Regions from separate parts of the Homo sapiens genome. Here regions 1 and 3 are each linked to region 2. Evidence: read pairs that join two places in POLR2A ChIA-PET (ENCODE). Cell type or tissue: B cell. All regions are shown on one strand. Each heading gives the region's core, and the rest is flanking DNA. Links, peaks and the distances in the headings are about the cores only.

Region 1 (5,378 bases), core at 734-4,733, 150 kb after region 2:
GCAAAAGAGAAAAAGTGGCAGAGACCAAAAATTGGGCCTGAGAAGCTCTGATTTTGTTATTGCTGTCACTCATTTTGATTCTTCGTTTATTTGTTCTAAGAATCAAAAGCACTCAAGCTCTGAGGGCCACGCTTTTCCTGCAATGCGCAATCATTTTCCACTTTCCATGACAAACAGTGGCTGAGTTTAAAGACCAAAAGCTACCAAATCTCAAAGCAAAATCTCTTAGTCCTCCCCAGCTCAACACAGCCAACTGGTTTACCCTGTAGAAATTAATACAGAGAGTGCCCCAGGGAACAACCCTTTTATGTACAGAGTAGACTTTAACAGCCAAGTAATTAAACCCTGAAAGTAAGGGCTTATAATTAAAATGCGGACAAACCTGAACTGGGGCGGCACAAGGAGGGCTGCTATAATATTTTTACAATTCCTTTTTATACATAATGTATGATCCTTCTGCTCAAGTTTCCTGTATGTTCTTTGCCTGTGAAATAATTTACATTAATAAATAATTTATTACCATAACTCCTAAAGTAATTATGGGTTTCCATCCAATTTTTTTTAGCATATGAATTGTTTTGTTCTGTCCATTGACTTGTATTTACAAGACTTTTCCTAGTAGCCTTTTTAAAATAATTGGTATTGCCTTCGCTTTCTTACATATGATGTGATTTCCAGGTCTCCTCCTCGCCTGAGTGCTGAGGAAAATGGAATGTGTGGTGTCCATTGTCCCTGCAATACAAATGCACTGAATGGCTGCAATTAGCCAAGGGTGGTGAATGGAGACTGCGCTCACTCCACTTGCCCTGTTTCACCAAAAAAGATCAAACTAGTACACGTGTGACCCTGGGTCCCCCACTGCAAGTGGGAGAAGATGTGGAGGGAGCCTTGACTGAGAGTCCACGCGTGGCCCCGCTTCTCCCCACACAGGATGACTCTCAGCCACAGCCCAGGCCCCTCTTTGTACCCACTAGAAATGAGAGCCAGGAGCAAGGGCTGGCTCCCTCACCCAGCCGGCTGACCAGGGGGTGGGCCGCACCACGGAGCTGCCACCTGACCCATGTTTCCTGTGTCGAGAGCACAAGAACCAGTCATATAAATGGCTCTTTCCCAGAGAAGCTTTGTAGAGGAAATTCCATTTCAGCAAAGAAGGTGGACTGGGGATGCTCTGGAAGATGAGAAAGGAAGCCAAGAGTCAAAACAGCCTCCGCTGGCAGGAGCCCTGTGGTGGCGGCTGAGCTGGCACCCTAATAAGGGGCACTGAGCCCTGGTGCAGGGCTGGCTGGGCAGCACTCAGCTCTACCCTATCTGCTTCTCCCACCCACGCTTCACGCTGGCTTTGTTCTCTCTTCCACACTGAGAAGAACAAAACCACTTATCTGTATCAAGTTCCTAAACTGGGGTAGGGGACAAGAGTGGGGAGGGGCCCGGTATCCAGCTTGCAATCACAGGGCGTGAAGTGCTTTTAATTAAAATAAATAAATAAATAAATAAAAAGCATAGGCCAGGCGCGGTGGCTCATGCCTGTAATCCCAGCACTTTGGGAGGCTGAGGCGGGTGGATCACCTGAGGTCAAGAGTTCGAGACCAGCCTGACCAACATGGTGAAACCCCATCTCTACTAAAAATACAAAAATTAGCCGGGCATGGTGGCAGACACCTATAATTCCAGCTACTCGGGAGGCTGAGGCAGAAGAATCGCTTGAACCCAGGAGGCGGAGGTTGCCCTGAGACAAGAATGCGCCACTGCACTCCAGCCTAGGAGACAGAGCGATACTCCATCTCAAAAAAAAAAAAAAAAAAAAAAAAAGGCATTGTTGTGAACACTCAATTTATATTAGTTATGTGTTTTATCTAAGTGGGTGCAGAGGAGGCTGAGCTACTTGAAAGGGTGGCATTTTAAAAAGTGACCAGGGTGCTGTGCTCCTTGCTCTACTGCACTTGCCCAGATTTTCTGCAGAACATTTGTGAAACTTGAACTCATACTGGCTCCCAGCGAGGACCCTGGCATGGGGGCTCAGGAGGAAAAAATCCTGAGTCACAGGGCCAACTGTCCCCAGCTCTCATGGGAGAATTCCACTGATCAGCACCAGAACATGAGTCCTTTATCTTCAGGAGACAGGCTGGGGGTTGGTGATTATGATAATTTGGTGTTTTATCTTCGCACAGCATTGTCCAGCGCTGGAAGGGCCCAAAACCCTCTTGAAAAGTCTAGCCGGCCCCTCAGAGTATTCTCTTCCCCACTGTTGAAAAGCAGGCACGCCGGGCGCGGTGGCTCACGCCTGTAATCCCAGCACTTTGTGAGGCTGAGGCAGGCGGATCACGAGGTCAGGAAATCAAGACCATCCTGGCCAACATGGTGAAACCCCGTCTCTACTAAAAATACAAAAATTAGCTGGGCGTGGTGGCACACGCTTGTAATCCCAGCTACTTAGGAGGCTGAGGCAGGAGAACTGCTTGAACCTGGGAGGCGGACGTTGCCGTGGGCCAAGATCACACCACTGCCCTCCAGCCTGGCGACAGTGAGACTCTGTCTCAAAAAAAAAAAAAAAAGAAAAGCAGGCACACCTCAGATGAAATCTCGCTGCCTGGGTGGAGTGCACTCCCAGTTCATGGAGCACACGGAGGACTGGAGAGGTAACCTGAGCTTCCACTAGACAGAGTGCACGGGGTAAGGCTCCTGACTGCTGACACCCGCTCCGCTCCAGCAAGCGCAGGAAAGGGATAGAGGTGGGAGGGAGGATGTGTGCTAGTGTGTGGCCGTCTCCTTAAATCCTCACAACTTGCAAACTGAGGAAACCTAGCCGGGAAGATGGGGTGGTATCCCCATAGCTCAAGGGCCTCCACATCTCACGGGAGTTGGCCTAAGCAGTGCAGAATTCACTGTTCGTTGATCTTTCTCCTCCACCAGACAGAAAGCTCCCTGAGAGAAGGGGCAGGGTCTGATTCACTCTATCCCTCACCAGGTGCCTGACACACAGCAGGTGCTCAAGTCATATCTATGACAGCAAGCCACTGAAAATGAAAACAAACTGCAGTCAGTGAAACACGTCAGTGATGCACAGCCATGCAGGTCAGGGTTTTCCTGAATTAGGGAGGGGCCGACCAACAGAAAGATGAGACCCATGGAGAGAGAGCAGCAGAGGAGAACAAGGGGACTCCACAGACCTCCCACCAGTACAACGGCTCCCCGCTTCTCCCTCTGCTGCCTGGCAGTGCCCTGGCACTGTCCCACAGAGCAGAAGGAAGACAGGACCCTGCTGAAGAGGAGAAGAGCCTGGGACGGAGGCATTGGGACCCAGCCAGCACTTCCTAAAGAGCCACTCTGTAAACAGGAGTCTGCAGACACAGCGTAGTCCCTCCTGGAAACCATGGCCTCCCCGGTAGAAAGCAGGTTGCTGGGCTCTGCAGCCTCCGATAGACTCTCCTGGGCCATCTGGACTTTTTCCCACACACCTCCCTTCTCCGGGGCCTCTGCCTTGGTCTCTGGGCCTCAAGACCTGGCCCTACAAGGGCGACTCTCTCTGTCATCACAAACCCACCAGACTTCCACCTTATTATAACTTACACAGTGCAAAGACTAGAAATCCTTGAAATAAAGACCAACATCTCCACAACCCAGTTTACTGGTCTGGCCCGGTTGACAGCTAAAGCCTAGGCAGGGTTGAGGGGCTGGGCATGCCGGGGCCTCTCTCTTTCCCAGCATGACGCAGGAAGGAAGCGCAAAGGTGAGGTTGTCCCAGGAAGCAGGCGAGGAGGCAGGCTTCTGAGCTATGTGTCTGGGGCCCTGAGGGTTTGCTGAAAGCTGTAAACCACCGGGGAGGTATTCAATCCTGTGGGGACGGGCCTCCCAAGTATGTCACATGGAAAACCAGGGCCAGCTGATCTCCCTGTCTCCATCTTCTTCAGTGGCAGCATCAAGAGCACCGCCAGGTGTCCCAGAGCCATGGCAGGTGGTTGAGAAGAAAACAGTCTCCCTTCGTCACCCACCTGAGTCCAACTCCGCTTACTGAGGGACCTTGCAGAGGGCCACCTCACTAGACCTCAGTTCTCCCGTATGTGAATGATGCCACTGGCAGAGCCAGCGGGGCCCAGCATGTAAGGAGCCTGGCACAGTGCTCAATCTGACACATCACCTCATCTATGGCAACTGTATCTGAAGAAGAAAAACAAAACACCGCACATGGAGGGAGGACCGAGAAGGAAAGGCAAGGGAGACTCTGAGGTCTGACCAAAGTAACCTTTGAATCTGAAAGCCCACAGTCATCATCATCTATCATCTGAGAGTGGTTTCTGAGTCCACGCAGACGTTACAGAAACTCATCCGGCAAGACGTCCCCAAAGGTGGGCAAGGAGAGCCACAGAGAGACACTGAGAGGTCAAACAATGCCCAATCATCTGAAGCATCAAGTAATCAATGGTCATCTTTTTTACCGCCTATAAAAAACAGTAATTCACACTTGCACAGAAACAGAAGATCAAGGCAATCTTCTCTGGAAGGCATGTCAGCAAAATGAATCAAGAGCCTTAAAAATGTCCCTGCCCTCCAGCCTGTCTATTCCACTCCTGGAAACTATCCTAGCAAATCATCACAAAGGCAGACAAAGAATTAGGCACTTACCTAGCCACTGTTCATCACAACAGCAAATAAAACAGCCTCTTGACCCAACAGCCTAGATGTAGTTACATCACTAAAGACATTCTGATACATTTACCACCCAATGCGGTACTGTAGACCATTAAAATGCATGGAATGAACAATTTTAATGCTGTGGGAAGATGATGGTAACTACTCCAAGTGAAAAAAGCAAACAAATATAGTTTTACATAATTATATGTTCATCGTGGAATGGGCTATATAAAAAATGCTAAGAACATAAACATACACAAAAATATCAACAGTAACTCTCCCTGGGCATTGGGGCTACGAGAGATTTTTATTGCATACTTTACACTATTGTGCATTTTCTGAATGAAAAAAATCAACATGAATTACTTTAATCATCAGACAGAAATTCTCAATGTTGGAGTTGTAAACCACACACCAGTGCCTGTCCCTTCACTCAGGCACCGTAGGGGACCAAAATAGTTAAAACACACAGAAGAGTCCCGGGGCTGCTCTTTTTGAACTTGTGTCCAGAAAGTGCTTTGAGTGTCTCACCTGGAGGACTCAGACCCTGGCTGGAAGGACTAGGAGGACAGCTTCCAGGATGGCCTTGAGTACTTACCCATAATTCCACAAGAGAAAAGTGTAGGTCCTTGACTCATCTTCTTTGGCGTGTGCTGAAAACAACCAGAAAAGCTATTCACTCTTCAAATCATAGGAAGCATGTTTGCACTGACTCTACTGATCCCTTCTAAAGTCACAATAAAAGGGTG
Region 2 (5,378 bases), core at 820-4,819:
GACTGGTGGAGACTCCTGTCCACTGCTCAGCACTAGGCCTGCAGCAGACACCATGAGCCCCAAACTTCCCAAAGCCCTTCCCCAGTCCCACAAGATGGTGTCTGCGGACCGTGCTCGTGAGAGATGGCAGCCAGGCAGTCCCCACAGGGCACCCATTTTCAGCTGCCCCCGCTTCTCAGACAAGGAAACTGAGGCCAGAAAGCCAGGTGGCCCAGGAGCTGGCTTCCCCATTTCCTGCTCCTGTGGGCCCCACTGCAGTGCCCATGGGCCGGGCTGATATTACCCGAGACTTCGGAGCTCTCACGGGTGCGAGTAATTTAGGCTGCATGGACACAAGCTGCTGGCTTGAGTCGCCCCGTTATGAATGTGTGTGGGTCTGTGCCCCTTTCATGTGCTGCCACAGGGCCCACGAGTGTGCTGAAAGGGAAGGACACGGCCAAGGGGCCATGGTGGACAGGAGACCTTCTTGGGGGTTCGGTGGTGTCCTTGACCCCACTCTGACTGAGCACTGCCCCAAGGCACTGCCATTCCAGGCCCCCTTCCCTGAGCCTCCCACCCCAGGCCCACCCACCTGCTGGGTCCTCCCACCTGCGGGGCCCGCCATGCGGGGTCACCATGCGAGTCTCACCATGCAGGGTCACCACACGAGTCTCACCATGCAGGGTCACCACGCGAGTCTCACCATGCAGGGTCACCATGCGGGGTCACCATGTGGGGTCACCATGCGGGGCTCACCATGTGGGGCTTCAGGAGCTTGCTGAGCACCCTCCCCACCCACGGTCACTCTCCCTGGGGTCTGTAAGCCTCCCTGGGCCTGAGCAGCTCCCAGCCTTGCTGCTGCCTTTCCACTTCCTGGCAGTGAGGTCTCCTGGGTGCCTTCTCTCAGCCCTTTGGGATGTTTTTTGTGAGGAAGGGAGGCTTTGATGCTGTGGAGCATCTGTAGTGCCCACTCCAGTGGCTTCACAGGAGCAGCAGGCTGTTTGTTCTGAGCTGTTCCACCTTGTGCCTGCCAGAGGGGAGATAGTGGACAGGCCTCCCTCCCCCCAAGTGGTGGGGTGGACCCCCTGCCCGCTGTGGCCCCATACCTGGGGGCCACACACCACTGCCCTGGGCCGTGCAGCTGCTATGAAGAGTGTGCTGCTGAGACCCTGGAAGAGACGGAGGATGAAATTGTGTTGCCAGATAGTCCATTTGTTGTTCTGAGACTCGCATGCCTGGGAGAATCCTGGGAATTAACTAGCTCCTTCTCTCCCATCCCATTTTACAGAAAAGTGAGACCCAAGGTGGTTTCTGACTTGCCCAGAGGTCATAACTGCTTGGACAGTCATGGTCCTCAGAGCCCACGTTTGCTGACCAGTGCAGGCTCTCACAGCCACTCAGCTCCTGCAGCCGTGGCGTGGCAGAGGAGGGAAGCACTTCCTGGGATTTATGCTGCCTCCCTGACATTTCAAGGCCCTTCATTTCTCTAAATATTGGAGGAGTTGAATTATTTTTAGTTGAGCCTCAAGGGATCAGAGAATAAGCTTGCAGCAACGTTGGCAGATGGGCTTCTTCTAGCAGAGAGTGGTTATTCGGGGCCTCTTATTGAGAGAATCGGGTGATTTGAGGAAATCTGGGGTGTCCTGAGGCATACCAGAGGACCCCCAAGTTTTTCCTGTGGCTCGTCTGCCATCAGGAAACCAAAATGACTCCCCTCGTCCTGAGCTCTCCAGGGTGTGGACCTGGAATGCTTAAGGGGAGGCAATGGCATATCTTTAAGATGAGCACAGCTCCGGAGCCACTCGAGCACCCAAGGCCACGTCCTGCTCAGGGCACTTCGGGCCTCAGTTTCCTTATCTTTAAAATGGACAGAGTTGGCCGGGTGAGGTGGCCCTGCCTGTAATCCCAGCACTTTGGGAGGCCAAGGCTGGCAGATTGCTTGAGCCCAGGAGTTTGAAGCCAGCCTGGGCAACATGGCGAAACCCCATCTCTACTACAAGTACAAAAATTTGGCCGGGCATGGTGGCTCATGCTTGTAATCCCAGCACTTTGGGAGGCCAAGGAGAGCGGATCACTTGAGGCCAGAAGCTCGAGACCGCCTCTACTAAAAATACAAAAATTAGCCAGGCGTGGTGGCTCACGCCTGTAATCTCAGCTACTCGGGTGGCTGAGGCAGGAGAATCACTTGAACCTGGGAAGTAGAGGTTGCAGTGAGCTGAGATCGTGCCACTGCACTCTAGCCTGGGCGACAGAGCAAAACCCTGTCTCAAAAAAAAAAAAAAAAATTAGTCAGGCATGGTGGCACACACCTGTAGTCCCAGCTACTCAGGAGGCTGAGGTGGGAGGATTGTTTGAGCCCAGAAGGTTGAGGCTGCATTGAGCTGAGATTGCACCACTGCACTCCAGCCTGGGCGACAGAGCGAGACCCTGTCTCAAAAAAATAAAATAGACATAATAAGAGTACCTACCACCTACGGCTGGGGAGACCAGAATGAGATATCCTGCCAAAAGCACTCACCGCACTTCCTGGCACACAGCAAGGGTTCAGCAGTTACCCGCTTCTGCTCATTTTCTTGGTGTTCTCATCAGTATGATTATTTAGGGAAACTTGGGTCCCCAGATAACCGTGGGGAGGGGAGGGTTTACCTGCAGGTGCCCTGGCCCAGCCGTTCATGCAGCGCCGTGCTGTTTCTGTGTCTGTGCGCTTCGGTGGAGATGCTGTGGGTGGGTGGGCAGGTGTGCCTTGTGCTGTGGCCTCCCGAGACAAGGAGGGCTCCCACCTAAGCAGGGTCCTGCAGCCCAGGCACATAGCCCTGCCCTGGCCCTCCAGGTCCACACGGCTGTGGGTTCCCACCAGGGGGCGGCAGGGACTTGCGGCCGGGGACCCAGCCTGGTTTCTCCCGCTTTGCTTCGTGGCCAGGCTAGGGCCAGGGGGGCTGCGCAGGATGGGGCCTTTTCACCACTGCCTGGAGCCGCTCGCCCACCAACCCCACTGACGGCTCTCAGTTTCCCTTTCCCCGAGCGCCCTTCACCCTGAGGCACAGCACAGCCTCGTGCTCCTGGCCCCACTGGCCTGCTCCCTTAAGCTGAGTTTTGCCTTTGCAGTTTGAGTGACATTTTTGCTGGGGATCCGGGGCTGCTCGGGGTGGCCTCGCACACCCCTGCACTTTGGCTGCCTGGAACGTGGCTTGGGGTTCACGGTGCTCCATGGTTTGACTCACAGGCAGGGTTCCAGCAGCAGCAGAGAGAAAGAGCATCTTCTCCAGCCGGCCCTACAGAGGCCCCGGGACCCCAAAGGCTGCACTGAGGTGGCCACCAAAACCAGGGGGCAGAGTCCTCCTAAGTTCTGGCCCTAGATCTAGGCTCCAGATCTCCCGGGAGTTGGATCCAGAGGAACCTGGGCTCACTTCTTTAGCAGGTTCTGGACACACGATGCCTTTAGGGGCTCAAGAAAATGTTTAATTTATTTTAAAATTAGAAGGAAAATATCTCTGGAACATTTAGGGCCAAAGAAAATGTTTTAATGTTTTTTCTCACTTTAGAAATAATAATTCAAAAATCCATTAAATTATTTAACAGCTTTTTTAATGGAGGAAGGGGCCCCCCAAATCACAAAGTGGCCCTGGGCCCTGGGATGGCCGGAGGAGAGCCTGCCATACCCACGCAGTGTGCCTGAGTCCTGGAGTGCGATGTATTCTGAGCCACCCAGAATGGTGAGTCACCAAGAGGCAGCTTGGAGGTGGGCCGCTGCCCCTGCACACTGTGCTTGGGGGACACAGCCGACACGACCAGCCTGCAGTACCAGGATAGACAATTTGGGCTGGAGCCAAACTTGATCAGAGGGAGGCTGACTTTATCGAGGGCTGCTTTGTGGCGGGCGTTCATTGTGGAAAGAGCCCAGGAAGGAGCTCTCTGCCTTGCAAGAACATTGCCTGTGGCTCAAAATGGCCACATGGGATGCAGTTCCTGAGGTGGCAGAAGAGCCAGCCTCTGCTAGCCCCAGACCTAACGGAGTTGCGGCTCATGGCCACCCTGAGGAATTCCACCTGGGCGTTTGGTGTCCCTAGCATATCTCGAATGGCAGGCTGAGGCTCGAAAGTCTCATGCCTGTCTGCAGGACCCCCGCGTGAGCCTGGGACCACCCGTGGGGACAGTGTGTGTCTAGGCAAATGCCTTGGGCACTCGAGGGGGCACTGAGGCCCTGGAGGGCTTCTGTGGGTGGGAGTTCCCATGACGTCATCCCTCAGTACAAGCTACGAGGGCTTCTTAGAACACGCTGGACACTGGGGAGGGCTCTAATGGTATTTGCACAAATTTGCAATGTTGGAGACCAGAGTGGAGTGGGCTGGGCGGGCCAGGCCCCGGCCCAGATGGGGTGACCTTTCCTTCACCCCTACTTCCCCACTGCAAGGGTGCTGCCTCCCCAGCTCCTACCTGGGGAGATGCTGACATCTGGTCATTCGCAGAGTGCCCTGTGCCCACATGCTGTCCCTGTCCAGACATGAAACGGACAGCAGGAGGGGGCTTTGAGGGGTCTCTCCTGAGACACCTCTCCAGCTGAGGCTCCTGGAGTTGGAAGCCCCTGCAGACTCGGTGGCTGCCTCACCAAAGGCTCCATCTGCATTTGCCCCCATGACCTTCCCACTGTGCCTGGGACCGCAGTTAGAGCTGACCAGCACCTGGGGCAGTCTGGGGTCTGGGGCTGGCGTTCGGGCCAGCATGGAACACAGATGCCTTCAGTGGCTCTGGTGGGCACGGGGCTTGCACAGATCGGACTGTGACCCCAGGCTGTGGGACTCAGCCACCAAGCGCCTTCACTTATTTACTGACCTTGAAGTTATCCAGCACTTATGTGTTTACAGATACCTGCACAACAGCCAGAGAGGTACGAATACATCTCCACCTACAGGTGAGGGCACAGAGAGGTTAGGACCCACCTGAGGGGATGCAGCCAGCAGGTGGGACTTGGGCCCTGGCAGTCTGTTTCCAGCCTGTGTGCTCAGGTCCAGGGTCTCCCTGGGACTGGAGAGGGCGCTGGGGGAATGGAGCCGCCTCCTGCATCAGAGCTTCTCCTGCTCCAGTTCAGCCTGCAGCTCTCCTGCATCCCCAGGTGGGGACCAGAGAGAGGGGCAGGCTGGTACCAGCCTGGGGGAGGGGGCAGTTACCAGAAGACCTTGGTCCCCATCCCAGCCCTGTGCACCCTGGGGCCCAGCCAGGCTGGAGGCCCATTTTTCCCAGAAGCCCACCTCTCTGCCTCCTTCCAGGGGCTCACCCCGCCCTGCTGCCTCTTCTTGATCGCCTCCTTGCCCCTACTCTCCCCTCTGCCCTCTCGCCTCCCCTCACGTTCATGGGGTTTTGTGGACGCGCCTGCCTGCCTTTCATCAGTGGTGTCCAGCCGT
Region 3 (5,378 bases), core at 734-4,733, 140 kb after region 2:
GACTCACCCCCAGGAATACGGCTCTCAGAGGCTTCCCAAAGACGTGCTGGCATGCTGGTTTCTCTCATGCTTCTTTTCTACCCCAAACTGCCCCTGGCCAGCTTTCACGGTCCCTCAAACATCTGCTAACACAACAGTTGCTGCCTGTTCTGAGGCCTGCTCAGGGAGGTTCGGGGACTCAGTGTGTGGGCAGCCGCAATCAATCAAACCTCTGTTTCGACATCCCGACCCCTCCCCACAAACATCTTGCTTCTGTTTGAAGCACTGTTGAGAAGTACAATTTGTTGCTCTTTCAAGCTGACCAGCTTGGAGTTAAAAATACAGCAGGGACTATGACACCTAGGGGGACTGCATTCAATGGGTGAACTTTTTAATTGTTGCTTTTTTCTGAAATCTTTGCTCACACACACGTGATCCATGTCTAAATGGCCGCGTATGGCTCAAGTCTTGCTGGGAGCCAACCAATGCTGGGTGGTCAAACCAGGTCTCAAAAAAGCAGTAAGGAAAATGTCAGCAAAAGTCCTGCTAATAAACAACTCACACCCTCAGGCTGGGCCCTGCCTTCAATGGCAGACATTGTCATTGTGCAAAAGGAAGGCTGCAGCCTCACAGAGAACACCAGCCAGGAGGGCCAAAAACACCACGTAAGGAGGAAAGCTGTGCAGGAGGCCCACGGGGCCGGGCTTGCGCAGGGATCGCAGCATAGCCAGTCCTCTGAGCTGCCTTTGGACAACCTGCTCTGTGGAACCAAGTGGTTGTAATTACAAGTACAGGGAGGGCGGCCACTGCTGGACTAGGTCCTTGCGTCATTTCCCCCATTAGGGCTTTCCTCGCTACAGTCAGCCTCCCCGACTCAGGATCCAGATGGCCGGCTCACCTGCAGCCTCATTCAGCATCTCTGCCTGCTCTCTTGGCACTGGGGTTTTCAGAAGACATGAGCAAAGACAATCTGAAAGCAATATCTACACCCCACCCTGTGTGTCTCATCCCCGACAGACAAGAGCCCCCACTGCCATTAACTGGACAGCTGTGCCCCAGGGACGTGGCTAGGAAGGGGCAGGGTGGCCAGCAGGCCCCCAGGATATTTCCACCCTAGTTTCAAGGGCAACAGACAGGAGAATGCTCACACACGGCGAACTCCCTCTGACAAGGGGGGGTGAATCCAATTGTCACCATTTCATAACCCTGGGCTCTGAACACCGAGTTGACTACAGGCTGAGCTGAGCTGCAGGGCAGGCCTCCTTCCCATTTACAAAAGAAAAGCAAAGAGGCAAGAAGATGAACAAACAAGACAAAGAAAGTGGCGTGAACAGAAAAGGGAGGATGGAAACACAGGGAAAACACTGGACAAACAAAGAAAAACAGGCATTCTTACAGCAGACTGAGGGCACCTCCCAGGAATGTCCACCCTCTGCTCCTACTTCTGCCTCTGGAGACACCCAGAAACAGCCCACACCCTCCCTCCAAGTCCTGCGACTGTGACGATGATCATAAGTATCTGTCAGCACCCGGCCTGTGCCAGCCAATGCACTGGGGGGAGTGTGTGTACATACAGATACAGATACACACACACGCATATCAACAGATGTGGACACATACACATATATAAACACACACCCATATGGATAGTGCATTATCCACACATGTTGTTTCCCTTGCTCCTCCCACAGTCCTGTGGCGGTGGTGGCATCTGCTGCACAGACATGTCAGGCAATTTGCCTAGGGCTTCCAGTCTCTGGCCCCACCTCTGGAGGCCTTCTGGTTTGTCAATGTCACCTTCTAAATGCAGATCCAAAAGTGAACACCATGCCCAGAAAAACTCTGATGGGCACAGGGACCAAGAGATCTTCAGTTTCCTCAAGAGAGACTGGAATGGACAAGCTCTGAGGTCACATCTCCTGATATCCTCTGCTTCTAGCAGAGTCTACACCCCAGGGCACTTGCTCCTGCTGAACTCAACTGTGGATACAGATGAGGGCAGGGCCTTGGACCTCAGAGCTTCCTGCCCTCTTACTCTCTCGGGTTCTCTCCCTGGACCCTTTCCTGCTGGCGGATTGGAGGGGCTCCAGCTAACCACAGTCTATCTGGCCACACCGAATGATGGCCAGAGGGAAGCCCCCGTGTGCTCACACACACCCTCAAGATCTGCTCTAGGCCCCAGTCGGGACCTCTAGGGGAGCTGCAGCTTTTCAGAATGGCCAGCTGCTCCAAAGGTCTAACTGAAAAGGCCCTCTGCAGCTTTAACCCGAGGCTCTCACACACCTGGCCTCAGAACCCACACACGAAGGGCGCCTTTACAAGAATGCACAAGTGGAGCTCTCACCCCCAAAGGCGAATGTGTAAACCAAGATCAAAAGGCCCACGAAAGAGAAGCCAGAGCCCAGCGGAAGGAAGCGTGGGCCACACCTGGGTACCAGCCTACCCTTCCAAAGATACAGAAAGCCCAACTCCAAGCCTTGCTTCCATGGGCATGCAGAGCAGACCCCAACCCCTTCTCAGTGGTCCCAAATGTTGAGTGAAGCCACAGCACGCAGAGGCTGGGGTCTGTGGCCAGTGGTCTCACCTCACTGGCCATCTGGCAACACGTTAGTCCTTGTACACCAGCAACATGCCCAGCTCATCAGGTTCCCACGCACAAGGCCGTGCACTCGCCAGGGCTCTTGATAAATACACAGGGATACCCTAGGCCTCGTTCTCAGGGCCCCACAGAAAAGCAAGGTCCACCTCCCCAGGCTAGAAATCATCTGATGGCAGAGCCAAAGCAGGCAGAGCCCCATGGAGAGAGGGCTGACCAGGGTCTAGACTCTTGGTGGGGGCATGGCTCAGCGTCCACGGGCCCAGCCTCAGGGCTCTGGCCATAGGCCTTGGGCACACACACTTTCCAGAGGCCCCTCTCTACTTTCCCTGTGCCCGAGACCCACTGCCAAGCAGGCGGCCAAGGACAGACAGGCTGAACCAGAGCAGCCTCCTCAGGCTCCGCACACCTTCCCAGATCTGGGAGGCCTGCCTGGGGCTGATGAAGCCATCTATACAACTGGGCGCAGCCCCACTGAGCAATGTATTTTTAAATAGTTTCTAACCAAACGAGGTCAAGAAATGTCTCCAATGATGCCAGTGGTGTTATTCCAACTGTGGCTAGTAAAATATAATAACATGCATGTTGTTTTTGTTACCTATCTAGCTGATTAGGTAATAAAATATGCTCAGTATTAAAAATTTAGCTGAAGCCATTATCATACCCAGAACTCGGGGCTCTTGGTTTTCCTCAGAAGTCACCCAAATCTGTCACCTTTCCAGACTTTTAACCTATTTAAATTTTTCTGGAGAAGGGAAATTCCTCTTGGTGTCCAATAAATGTGTTCAATCCCTGTCCAGCTAGTAAAGTCAAAAACGTTCCACTACACAGCAAAAAGATTGGCACACGCCTAGAGCCACAATGGAAGAAATGGAAACTAGCTGAGAAGAGGCAAGAGCTCTGCCCCACACCCCTTCAGGCTCTCCCCCAAGCGGATCCCACTGACACAGGGGAGGCACAAGCATACCACCATCTTGCCCTCCCATAATGCCCCAGCCAGTGCCCAGGCTCTTGAACAAAGGTGGCCAGAAAGTTTGGACTCTGGGGCCAGGTATGCTTTAGACTTAAGACACCTGCACCTCTTCTTTTCTGGGTAGACCTCTATGTTGGGAGTAGGAACTAAAGGAGAGAAGAGCAAAACCCCATGAAGAGAAACTGCATGTTCTTTGTAAAAGGAAAGAAGACCCAACTGAGAGAACAACACTGGGCTTGGAAGGAAGTCAGCTATGCCCACCTGAAACGCAGCGAGCGTGATAAGCCTGCCTGCCGTGGATCTGGCCATAATGCTGAGTGACCAAGGCCATCCCCTCCAACCAACCCCTCTGAAACCATCTTCGTCAACAAGAAGATCTTTACCCCTTGAAACCCAGCGAGACCAATGTTTATATAAATAAGTCCAGAAAAGATGATGGTCAGACCGTGGCATTAAGCAACCGATGGCCTCCTGGATGAACACAGAACCAACAGTGTTGTGTCCCATCACATCCGCCCATCCTTGAGTCAGAGGTCACAAGGGCCAGCACCACTTCCTCATCCCCAGCCAGAACCAGATGCAGCCAACTCTCGGGCTCAGAGACGCTCCTGATGACAGAGTATTAACTCCAAGTTCATCTCATTCAAATCAATATCCAAGATCAGTGTTAGCACAAGGCAGAGCTCCAAGACAAAGAGGATAAAGTCCAAGTGACAGGGGCGTGTGGCCAGATACTTCTTCTACAGTGAAGGGCAAGGATGATTGCAGAGGCAGCTCAGAGGATATTGATCACAACATCCTGATGGCCTCATGTTTCAACAGTATAATCAAAGGAATAAGTCCCCCCAATCGCTAGCTCTTGGAAACCATTACCCACAACCCTGATCTCAGGATCAGCATAATCCAAGGGACACTGAACCCCAGTGTGTGTGTATATCTCTTGCAGCAGCTGCAGGGGTGGCTTCCTGGGAGAGACGGCTCCAGTGAAGGGCCGGAGGGGATTACCAGTGTTTGGTCCAGTGAGTCTGCCCACCAACACCCCGCCTCTCACCATCCACCTGCCCTTGTACCCCTAGCACTGAGCTCACAGTGAAAGGGAATATTTGCTTGTAAATAGAAATAAACGCTTTTTAAAAACCAACTGGAAATAATCTTTCTTTGAATAGGATTTAAAAAAACAAGGAAATTAACCCACTCCTGGGTATTTCTGAAACTGGCAATCTATGCTTGTCTAGGACGGCCCAGAACCAGCAGAGGCTCCAGTGAGCACCAAGGTGACTCCAGGCTGCTGGGGCTCTTACCTGTGCCATCTTGGCAAGGTCTAGAGAAGGCCTCTGCTCTTGCACTTCTTCAGGGCGCCGCCTTTTAACACCGACCTTCTTGTCGTTAAGGACACACGGCTGGGAGCGGCTGCGGGAAAGGCCGCTGGAGCGTCTCGCCAGCTCTGGTGTTGAGGCAGGTGTGCTGTTGGCTGAGGGAGGACAGTATTCCACAAAGGAAAACTGCTCATGTGAGCAAGAGAGGGACCGCTGCAGGTCCAGCCGGCCTCCTCCCACGGGGTGCAGGTCAGGGCTCCAGGTGTCACCTGCCTGTCCACACGGGGCTGAGCCTGGCACCCCTTGGCAGGGCTGCCCTCCAAATCGGTGGTGGAGTCCTGCCTGGTCGCAGGGTGAGGAGAGCACGTTGGCCCGGGAAGGGAGGCTGAAGCTGGAACTCCTCTGCATGGTGCTGAAGCCGTTGGAATAGCGCTGGACGCTGCCCCCGCTGTAGCAGCGTCTCTTTTCCACGGGAGTCCAGACTTTGGAGCCCAAGGGCCTCCATGATGTCCGG

What was found. ChIA-PET counts read pairs that join two places held together with the same protein. Peaks named below come from ENCODE experiments on the same cell type or tissue, not always from the same donor. Only the 100,000 strongest peaks of a DNase experiment are listed, where the experiment ranks them.
Region 1: POLR2A ChIA-PET joins it to region 2 with 5 read pairs; 6 of 35 experiments call an interaction of 5 or more read pairs at or near these places.
Region 3: POLR2A ChIA-PET joins it to region 2 with 6 read pairs; 3 of 35 experiments call an interaction of 5 or more read pairs at or near these places.

The regions. Positions count from the first base shown.
Region 1 is chr10:124,690,931-124,696,308 of GRCh38, forward strand. It overlaps FAM53B (family with sequence similarity 53 member B), which reads right to left. Exons shown (of 5, transcript NM_014661.4): 3 at 5,228-5,282. Among named protein-coding and RNA genes, the nearest start is that of FAM53B-AS1, 10 kb to the right of the region's middle. RefSeq lists a silencer at 2,005-2,196. In B cell, for the core only: no CTCF peak of the experiment used is centred there; a DNase peak (open chromatin) is centred at 3,031; H3K27ac peaks cover 3,476 bases.
Region 2 is chr10:124,537,489-124,542,866 of GRCh38, forward strand. All of the region lies in intron 6 of LHPP (phospholysine phosphohistidine inorganic pyrophosphate phosphatase), which reads left to right. Among named protein-coding and RNA genes, the nearest start is that of LHPP, 78 kb to the left of the region's middle. RefSeq lists an enhancer at 2,349-2,849. In B cell, for the core only: CTCF peaks have their summits at 2,835 (motif pointing right) and 3,036; DNase peaks (open chromatin) are centred at 1,800, 2,017 and 2,663; H3K27ac peaks cover 3,854 bases.
Region 3 is chr10:124,676,758-124,682,135 of GRCh38, forward strand. FAM53B (family with sequence similarity 53 member B) reads right to left here. Exons shown (of 5, transcript NM_014661.4): 4 at 4,850-5,378. Among named protein-coding and RNA genes, the nearest start is that of FAM53B-AS1, 25 kb to the right of the region's middle. In B cell, for the core only: no CTCF peak of the experiment used is centred there; no DNase peak of the experiment used is centred there; H3K27ac peaks cover 3,236 bases.